Regions from separate parts of the Mus musculus genome. Here region 2 is linked to region 1. The links are chromatin loops, found by intact Hi-C in ENCODE. Cell type or tissue: left cerebral cortex. All regions are shown on one strand. Region 1 overlaps Rtn4rl1 (reticulon 4 receptor-like 1). Region 2 overlaps Dph1 (diphthamide biosynthesis 1).

What was found. Peaks named below come from ENCODE experiments on the same cell type or tissue, not always from the same donor. Only the 100,000 strongest peaks of a DNase experiment are listed, where the experiment ranks them.
Region 2: a loop joins it to region 1, with 6 times the contacts of the local background. A loop is called at or near these places in 1 of 42 quality-filtered maps.

The regions. Positions count from the first base shown.
Region 1 is chr11:75,257,070-75,262,069 of GRCm38, reverse strand. All of the region lies in intron 1 of Rtn4rl1 (reticulon 4 receptor-like 1), which reads right to left. The region is part of intron 1 of Gm35117 (a long non-coding RNA gene); the gene reads left to right. Among named protein-coding and RNA genes, the nearest start is that of Gm35169, 13 kb to the right of the region's middle. In left cerebral cortex, no CTCF peak of the experiment used is centred here; DNase peaks (open chromatin) are centred at 370, 1,955 and 2,490; H3K27ac peaks cover 3,854 bases.
Region 2 is chr11:75,182,481-75,187,480 of GRCm38, reverse strand. It overlaps Dph1 (diphthamide biosynthesis 1), which reads left to right. Exons shown (of 13, transcript NM_144491.2): 2 at 1,366-1,518; 3 at 1,633-1,696; 4 at 3,192-3,313; 5 at 3,855-4,012; 6 at 4,158-4,279. Among named protein-coding and RNA genes, the nearest start is that of Dph1, 5.5 kb to the left of the region's middle. In left cerebral cortex, no CTCF peak of the experiment used is centred here; DNase peaks (open chromatin) are centred at 2,295, 2,724 and 3,070; H3K27ac peaks cover 3,946 bases.

The sequences.
Region 1 (5,000 bases):
CAGCCCTGGCCACTTCTGGACTCCTTGCCTGAGTCAGTAGGTGCCAATCCTAGGATTGTCACCAGCAGGTTTCTTCCTAGGGAGGCAAGCACTGTATCACCATGGCGCCTTCTATGCCCCCTCTATGAGGCCCTTGGGAGCCCCGCCCCACTGATTGCCTGATTAATGTACCAACAATGAGGATGGAGCCTTTGCCATGCATTTTAACATTGCAAATTAGCAGGAATCCAAGTCTCTGTGGAGGGGCCCTGCACCTCTTCTGCCAGACTCATCAAGCGCCTCTTGGGCAGGGCTGCCTTCTACTTGAGGGGGCGGAAGGGAGAAGACCCAGTTCCACTCTCCTTCCCCTCCAGGAGGTGCCCTTCATCGTGTTCTGCTTCGTTACTCTCAAGCCTCCGGCCTCCCACGCACGTGAGCTCCCAAGGGGCTCTACAGCCTCCGTCATTCCTTCTTCCATTCATACTTGCCCCCTAGTCTAGGAGAGCCATGGAAGACAGTGTGGGAAGGGCTTGACAATGAGCATCATGCCCCATTTGCATATGCGGTGGCAATACCCTGGTGGGTACCAGGAGAGTATAGGGGAAATTAAGAGAGGGGCCTAAGGAAAGCCTCTGCTATCCCTGGGCTACCAGTCAGCATTGCTTGGTCACTGATCCCCTCTGTAACACCAGCCCTTCTGCAACCTGCCAGAGTTTTTGACCTTTGAACTAGGGCTGAGAAGGGTCTGCTCTGTTCAGCTGCCTTGGCTGGGAGGGGAATCTGCTCAGACCTCAGCACACACTCAACAGAAGGCATGCAAGCAAGGGAGCTAGCAGTGGCCTTGGGTCAGCTGGCAAGCCCCAAACTCTTCCTGCCAAGCTGAGCATGAAAAGCCACCTCACCATGGTCCCATGGGACCAGACCTGGTAGGATAGGTGGCAAGGCTAAGGCAGCGGAATAGCATGTGCAAAGGCACTGGGGTGGGAAAGGGCCTGTGCTTCTCACCCCCTCTAATGGTGCAGAGCCTCCAAGGAATACTGTAACCTCAGCTCAGCTGGGCTCGGGTGGCCAGAGAGCTTGGCACCAGAACCAGCATCAACAGGGCCTGTCTGCTAAACCCAGACCTCACAAGCCAGTTTAGTAGGGGCCCTGTAGCACCCTGGCCACCAGAACTAACGAGGAAGATCTGACGCTGGGAATATGTCTTTAATGAAAAGCCCTTCCGGAAGCCACATTTGCACAGAAGAAAATGAGGTGCCCAGAGCATCAGTGGCTGGTTGCAGCTGGAGAACACAGCAGGGGGACAGGTCCTACCAAGCTACCCTGCCTTCAGGCTGGGGCTCTAGCCAGCTCCCTGATGCCTGGAGTAGGTAGAGCAGCCTCGAATAGGGCTGGTCAGCTTTCTCAGGCTCCAAAGTGTCAGGACAGCTGCTGCAGCTTAGCACCCAAGGGGCTGCCCCTCTACCCCTAAGTAGAGGCATCCCCATGGCCCCTGGGCAGGTCAGTGGGTCTCTCTGAAGCTTTGTAGGCTGCTTCTTGGCCATGTAGCCAATCTCTCTGGCCTTCAGTCCTCCCTCCCTGCCCCCAGCCTGGCCAGCTGCTCTTCTCTGAGCAATCGATGTTAACCGAATGCTCTCTTGCTGTGGGGATGGCGGCCTCAGGCCAGGCCAGCTGCACTCCTGGGGCTGCTGGCGCCTCAGGCCACTTGGCACTTGTGCCACTTGTGTTCTAAACACAGGCTCCTTCCTGGCTCGGCCCTGAAGACAAGAAAGCTGGCCAGGGAACAGCTGGGCTCCCATCTCAGCCTCCACTGCTGTGCAGAGCGGCCGGCAGCCTCCTATCCATGGCTGTGAGTAGAACAGGGCTGTGGAGCCAGAGGCCTAAGTTGAATCCTGGCTGCTCCTTTTAATGCTTGCAGGAGCCTCGTTTTCCTCACCTGCAAAATGGGGCAGTCATTGGAAGCTCAGCCAGTCCTCCAGCCCACAGATACTGGTACCCACCTGCCCTTCCCACATCTCCATCTGTCTAACTGAAACCATCCAAACCAAGCTCTTCTCTTCCTCTCCGGCCTCCTCCGTTCACAACTTCTCCATCTTGGGTAAAGATGGTCCCTTTACATCAGCTGCCTGGGAGGAACACCTCAGAATCACCGTGGCTCACTCTGGGGAAATTCTGCTGGCTAGATTTTAGAATGTATCCAGTATCTATCCACTTATCATACTCGCTATTGCTACCATTCACCCAGTAGCCTCCTGGATGCCCTCCCCCCCCCCCCGCAAGCCCTGCCTCCTCACCCCTACACCTCCTTCAACAGGAACTAGGGTAGTCCAGGGAAAGTGAGTCAGGAAGGGCTGCTCCTTAGTCTGCATCCTCCAGAGTGCCCATCTAACTAGAAGCTGCCCCAGGTCTTTCTCCCAGCCCAGAGGCCCTGCCTCTCCCTGGCTACACAGACCTTGCTGCCGTCCCTCCCACATGCCAGCCCTCAGCCTCCCTCCTGCCTTTGTCCATGCTGTTCCATCTACCTGGACCGGTTCCCAGTGTGTCTGCAGGGCTGCTTCCCAGAGAAGCCACTCTTGAGCAGCGATTTGCAAGGAGCTTCTTTCCTGGGACATTTTACTCTACAGCACGCGACCTCTTGGACAGCACGACATAAGTCACTTGTTTCCTTTATGTCCGCTGCCACTTTGTTCTGATGAGTGTGCTCCCTGCACACAGTAGGTGCTCATTAACAGTTCTGGGGGAGGGAATTACCTTCTCAAGTCTCTGGAGAATTGAATGATGACACTCAGGAAGCCCTAGGCTCAAGCCTGGGGCCTGGATCATAGTAGGTGCTCGATAAATGTTGGTTGTAATTAGTCCTGGGAGACTCAGAGCCTTCAGGAGAACAGACACCTGAACTTGGCTCACATCAAGACTCCTTAGGCCCATCAAGGAAGTGACCGTTTGTTGGATGAGCACTCTGAGAAGGACCCAATACCAGTCCTTTCCTGGGCAAGGGGAAATAGACTGGGACTGGGGAGTTTCCCAAGGTATGGGATTTTCAGCACTAAACTGGAATAATGCTAAAGAAAAAAAAAAGTTAGTCACTCTAAAAGGGGCCAGGACCAAAACCTTTCAAACAGAAATGTCTGGGTTTATGAAGAGAGGAAGCCAGATATGGTGGGGCACATCTTTAATCCAGGTGCTTGGGAGGCAAAGACAGATGGAGCTCTGTGAGTTTGAGGCCAGCCTATTCTACAAAGTGAGTTCTAGGACAGCCAAGGCTACATAGAGAAACCCACTTGACTTGCCACCCAAATTAAAAATCTTAGTGGGGGAGCAGTCAAGGAGGAAACACACACACACACACACACACACACACACACACACACGTTAGTATAATATCATACTATGGCTCTGTGCCTGCAGTCCAGGAATGAGGGCTGAACTCAGAGTGTTAGTGTGTGCTAGTGGATATTTGAGCTCTGTATTTATGTGCATGTCTGTGTAGATGTGTACCTGAGGTGTTTATGTGTACACAGGTGTTGGCCTGTTGCATATGGATGGAGACATGGTTGTGTTTGCTAGGCATTTGCATGTGTCTGAGTTCATGCACATAAACTCACATCTACCTCTGGAGACTGAGAGTGACAACCCAGGGCCCTTTTATCCTGCAGCACCCCAGGCCCAGCACCCCGACCCAGCATCCCAGGCCCAGCACTCCAGACCCAGCACCCCAGGCCCAGCATCCCACGCCCAGCATCCCAGGCCCAGCACCCCAGACCCAGCATCCCAGGCCCAGCACCCCAGACCCAGCACCCCAGGCCCAGCATCCCAGGCCCAGCACCCCGACCCAGCATCCCAGGCCCAGCACCCCAGGTCCAAGCACTCAATGCCCAGCACCCCGACCCAGCATCCCAGGCCCAGCACCCCAGGCCCAGCATCCAAGGCCCAGCATCCCAGGGACAGCACCCCAGGCCCAGCATCCCAGGCCCAGCATCCCAGGGACAGCACCCCAGGCCCAGCATCCCAGGTCCAGCATCCCAGGGACAGCACCCCAGGCCCAGTATCCCAGGGACAGCACCCCAGGCCCAGTATCCCAGGGACAGCACCCCAGGCCCAGTATCCCAGGGACAGCACCCCAGGCACAGTATCCCACATGGAGGCAGCACATACTGAAGATAGGGAATGTCTCTGAGGCCTCTTATCTTGGTCCTTACCCTCATTGCTTTCAGCACCTGCTCTCCTCACACTCGGAATCAAACACCCTGTGCAGGTTCTCCCAGTACCAGGATTCCCCTCAGCTGAGGAATGGGTAGCTACCATTTTGGCTTTTGTCTGTCTGGGGTTGGCAGCCCCATGCTAATTGGACTGACAGTTTCTCCTGAGAGCAATTTGGGCAGCACATCCTGCCCATTAGGCCTAACCTTGCCTGCAGGGGTGTGCTGTAGGGGCAGGGATGGAGCCTACCCTGTATAGCTCTGTATTGAGGCACTCCCCCAAGCTATGACCCATGCCAGTGGGAGTCATTTCACCTAGGCAACTCCAGATGGGCACAAAAATCTCTCCAATAAGGGTAGGTATGGGAATAGGTAAGGAGAGCATAGTGAGCCTGGCTGGGCACCTGAGACCTGAGCAGCCTGCACGGGAGATTGTGTCACTGTGGTTCCAGACTGCCAAGACATCTTGGCTTTCACCCCAACTCAGGATGGTCCAGAATCCAGAGCTCTTAAGAGAGCAGATGCTGAGAGGCACTTAACCCAGGGCTAAGACCCTTCCTTGGACGGTTTCTTGGCTTTCTACTCTGTCCTCTGTCCCAGTCTGTCATCCCCATCTGTGCCTAACAGCTCTCTGTGGAAAACATGAGGCGTATGAGCTCTCTACTTCTCCCAGCATCCCATGCCCGCACCCCAGCTCACTGTGTGCCCTCATGTTACTCAAATCTTCTGCTAGGTTTGAGGGCCCCAGGTTGAGGCTGTGGGTTTCCCTCCATCTGTCCCTCCCTTTTACCACCACCACTAATCCTCTTCCTCCTCTTCCTC
Region 2 (5,000 bases), 75 kb after region 1:
AGACAGGGTTTCTCTGTGTAGCCCTGGCTGTCCTGGAACTCACTCTGTAGACCAGGCTGGCCTCGAACTCAGAAATCCGCCTGCCTCTGCCTCCCAAGTGCTGGGATTAAAGGCGTGTGCTAGCACGCCCGGCTAAAACTTACTTTTTATTTGTGTGTTTCCATGCATGCACACGTGTGTGTGCAAGTACCTGGTATTCGATCCCCTGGAGCTGGAGTTGCAGGTTGCTGTCAGTGACAAGTGCTTGTAACGCTGAGCCATCTCTCCAGTCTGTCACTGAAACTGGAGCTCATTGCATGGGTGCTGGAGATCTGAACTTAGGTCCTCATGCTTGTGTGACAAGCACTTTTACCTTTTCTTTCTTCACCTCCGATTTTTGTGGGGAATTTTTTTTCTTTTTTCTTTTTCTTTTTTTTTTTTTTTTTTTTGATAGCATCTCATTATGTAACTCTGAGTGGCCTGGAAATCACTATGTAGACCTGGTTAGCCTCAAACTCAGAATTTTTTTTTGTTTTAAAGCTTTAAGCTGGGTGGTGGTGTGGTGGCGCACACCTTTAATCCCAGCACTTGGGAGGCAGAGGCAGGCAGATTTCTGAGTTCGAGGCCAGCCTGTTCTACAGAGTGAGTTCCAGGACAGCCAGGGCTACACAGAGAAACCCTGTCTCAAAAAACCAAACCCCCCCCCCCCCAAAAAAAGCTTTATGTTTACCAGTGTACTGTTTGCGTGTATGCCTGTGGACAGAAGAGGGTATCAGATCCCACTATAGATGGTTGTCAGCCACTATGTAGGTTTTGCAAATTGAATTCAGCATCTGGAAGAGCAGCCAGTGAGTGCTCTTAACTGCTGAGCCATCTCCCCAGCCCAGATTTTTGGGGGGTGGGGTGGGGGAGGAGGGGAGAATAAGGTCTTGTTGACTTTACTGGTCTTGACATCTTGATCCTTCTGCCTCAGCTTCTTGAATGCTGGGATCATAGATGTACATACCATGCCTGGCTTTATTATTCTTTTAAATGAGGAGAGGGACAAAAGTATGGATTAAGCAACTTGGGCCAAATCAGTGGGACTTGAGTTGTGTGACTCCTTTGCTTTTTAGTCTTTTTTGTGTCATCTCTAGTCCTGAGGGGTGAGTCATACCCCCATTTATGACTGCTAGTAACCTCACAGCATAGAAATTAATCATGCAGATTTCCCCCCTGGTTTATGGGCTGTCTCTATCTGTAGGATGAATTCAGTTAGGGCAAAAGCTGGGTGGATATCCTTTGTGTGTGGAATCTGGGCCTTCAATTTAGAGTTAACAGATTAAGAGGCTCTGGCTGCCTGTGGTCTAGGGCAGATGCAGACTCAGGCTTTAATGTTTTTTCTAGGTCGCATCTCTCGGGGGCGACTGGCCAATCAGATCCCCCCTGAGGTCCTGAACAACCCCCAGTTACAGGCTGCTGTCCAAGTTCTGCCTTCTAACTACAACTTTGAGATCCCCAAAACCATCTGGAGAATCCAGCAGGCCCAGGCCAAGAAGGGTGAGCCCTCAAGGGTGGAGCTGTGACAAGGTTGGAAAGGTTGCCTGCCCAGAAGTGGGGCTAGTCCTGTCCCAGCTCCTTTAGCTCTCTGCCTTTCATCTGTTTGTCTTGCAGTGGCCTTACAAATGCCAGAAGGCCTCCTCCTCTTTGCCTGCACTATTGTGGATATCTTGGAAAGGTGAGGCTTGGTCACTGGAGAGCAATGTCTGTTGGCATAATTTTTCTCTCCTGGACCACTGGCTAAACCCTAACCCTACAAGCATGTTATATACACACAAAAGGGAAAAACTCAAAACAAAATTCCCAGGTTGCTGAGAACTTGGCTTGTCCATTTCCCTTCCCTTATATAGTCTGAGCAAGGGCAAAGAAGTTAATTTCTGTTTCTAGGCCAGAGCAGATGGTAGCATCTGGGAGGAACCTAAAAAAGCTAACCCTAAATGGGTGAGGGTCTGGCTGTCAAGGGTTGGGGCAGAGTGGAGGGATGAGAGGCTGGGGAGTTGAAGAGGGTGGGAGCAGGTGGGTGGCAGAGGTGAGAGATGCCTAGGGAAAGATACTCAGTTCCTCTGCCCCCTCCTTCTAAGTTTCTTCCTGACAATGAACCATTGCTGGGGGGTGGGGGGAGCAGTGCTCAGCCATCTGGAGCCAGCATGAGCGCAGGGAGGGGGAATGCAGAAAGGGGAGGTCATCTCATGCTGGGAACCTCCTACTTCCCTGCTGCTGCCCTCACCCTTCTCCCTCCCCACCACCATAGACCCACTTCCCTGCTCCCACCCTCTTGCCCCTTGGGGATGCTCTCTGGGGCTCAGGCCAATTTGCATACATTTTAATCTATAAAAAATTAAGTGCTCTGGCTGACTCAGAGCCTGGGCTGCATTCTAAGGAGCTGAATAATCTGCTTCTGTGCACAGCCTGATTTGGGGAAGGGGGTGGAGGAGGGGGCAGACTGGCAGCGGTTCAGCTTCCCCCTCCACTGCACCCCAGAGCAAGAATGGGGGATCCAGCCACAGAGCCAACATCTATGCCCAGGTACAGTGTCTTCCAAGTAGAGCTAAGCCTCCTTCCTGCTCTGTCCCAGCGGTGATTTTGGGGGTGCAGGGTCTTTTCTACCACCCTGTCCCCCAGTGATTCAGTCCTGGCAGCAGATCTCAAAACAATGTGCTGTCCAGAGCCCACTCTTCCTGATTGCATGAGGAGTGTGGGCAGCACCATGTGCTGTGGGGAAGCTGCGCATGGGTCCTCCCAATCCTGGGCACCCATGGCCTTACCTCTGGGTGGGGAGCTGGTGAGGTCTGGGCAAGGGGAGACCACGCCTCCACACACATCCACAGCTCCACATACAATAATGCCAGAGTTTGTCAGGGGGAATCTTTACGTGCCCTGGGTACGCTAAGTCACAGTCTCAGGGGTCTGTCTGGACTATTCACATGTACTTCTGAGGGCTAGGGGGTCTTGCAGTCTAAGGCTGGACAGGGTGCTGCCGACATATCCTCACATAGCAACTGTTCCAGGAGCTGCTGCCAGGGCTGAGGGAGGTGGCAGATGTACCCCTCCTACTCTTGGTTGGCAGCTGCCAAGTCAAGGAGATCTGGGTCCTGAAACACCTCCAGAGTGAGGACTGTCTCCCATCTCACACTGTGTCTCTGTTCCACTGTTCCCCAACCCCACCCCTACAGGTTCACAGAGGCTGAGGTGATGGTGATGGGTGATGTCACCTATGGGGCTTGCTGTGTGGATGACTTCACTGCAAGGGCCTTGGGAGTTGACTTCCTGGTGCACTATGGTCACAGCTGTCTAGGTATGGTGGGCTGGGACACCAGAATACTGGCAGGGAGGCAGGCTGCAGGCTGGTCTTCTCTACCGTGTGTTTCTCTTGTTGTACTTGCAAGCACACAGTCCCTCCTGGTTCCCAGGGTGGCCTTGGTCTTTCTGCTTTGCAGTTTGCCCTTTCCTTTGGATTTGGCTGCCTTGGGAATCCTGCTACTGTCTCAGATGTGCATGTTTGATGTTTTTGTTTGTTTGGGTTGGGCTGGATTTTGAGACAGTCTAACTCTCTAGCCCAGGGAGGCCTGGAACCTAACAGCTGCGCTCCTGTTTCAGCCTCCCAGCTGCTGGCTTATAGGTGTGGGTAAGCACACCCGGCAGATACAGGTGTGTGAAAGGCTGTTACTGGGAGAACAGGCTGGGTACCCAGCTAGGATGAGAATGGAGATCCTCCCCTCTCCCGTAATCCCTCGCAAGCTGAAGCTAATGCCCTGGCTGCTTTTAAGAGTGGGCCTGGGCCAGGATCCTCGCTCCTCCTGCCTTTCAGAACACTTGTTTTGAACTCTTCTCTGTAGTCCCCATGGACACCTCCGTTCAAGACTTCCGAGTCTTGTATGTCTTCGTGGATATCCGGATAGACACTGCCCACCTTCTGGACTCGGTCCGCCTCACCTTTACCCCAGGCAGCTCACTCGCTCTGGTCAGCACCATTCAGTTTGTGTCAACCTTACAGGTAAGTAGATCAGCTAGCATTGTGTGGGCTGGAGCGGCTACTCCAGGGTAGTAGAGGGCTGCTCCTGGCTCCCGTGCCTGGTGCTCTGGGCTGTTCCTCTGGCCCTGACTTTCTCCCAGCTCCCTTTCCTTCATTATCAATACAGGCAGCTGCACAGGAGCTGAAAGCTGATTATCACATCAGTGTCCCACAGTGCAAGCCCCTGTCCCCTGGGGAGATCCTAGGCTGCACATCCCCTCGGCTATCCAAGGAAGTGGAAGCTGTTGTGTAAGTGAAACATGGGGGCCAGTTTGTAGACACATTCAAAAGATGTATCCTCAGGGAAAGAGGCTAGTCTAAAGTTCCAAACCTGTGTGCTCAAGGTCACCTTGGAAGATGGGCCGTATATGGGGACCACACTTCAAGTTTACTTGCACTCTCCAGCTGTCCATCCTTCATCTAGAAAGCCGTGCTGAGGGTGGAGACAGAACTCAGAGGGCCTGATGGGGGGATCAGGGTGGGTAGAAATGGAGAGAATGTAATTGGAGAAGATGGATGGGCACGCCCAGGCTGCAGCCCCATTAATTTAGCATCCGGACAGCTAACAAGCAGGAGCAGCGTGTCTCCTGCCGCCTAATTATTTTAGGTAATGGAAATGCTTAATGTTGTGTGAATGCAGCCAGCCTCACAGCCGACAGCTTCTTCGACAGCTTCTTCGGCTGGGACCGGGGATGGGAGTCCTTTCCTAGCTAGTGGCAAGAAGGGAAGGAGGGGCGCTGTGATTCAGCCCCACCACTGGCAGCTTTGGGGACTGGTCCCACAGGTTTGGCTACACCCACATAGGATACTCCTGCCCTTAGGCCCACACATAGGACTTCCACAGCCCAGGCCTGGCAGCCCTGCTCCCTGAGGGCCATGCCCCATGTACTTGTGCCAGCATAATGGATACCCATCCTCTGAGGCCTCAAGGTGCGTGTTGAGGGAGGTTGAGTGTTGGCCTCCATTATGC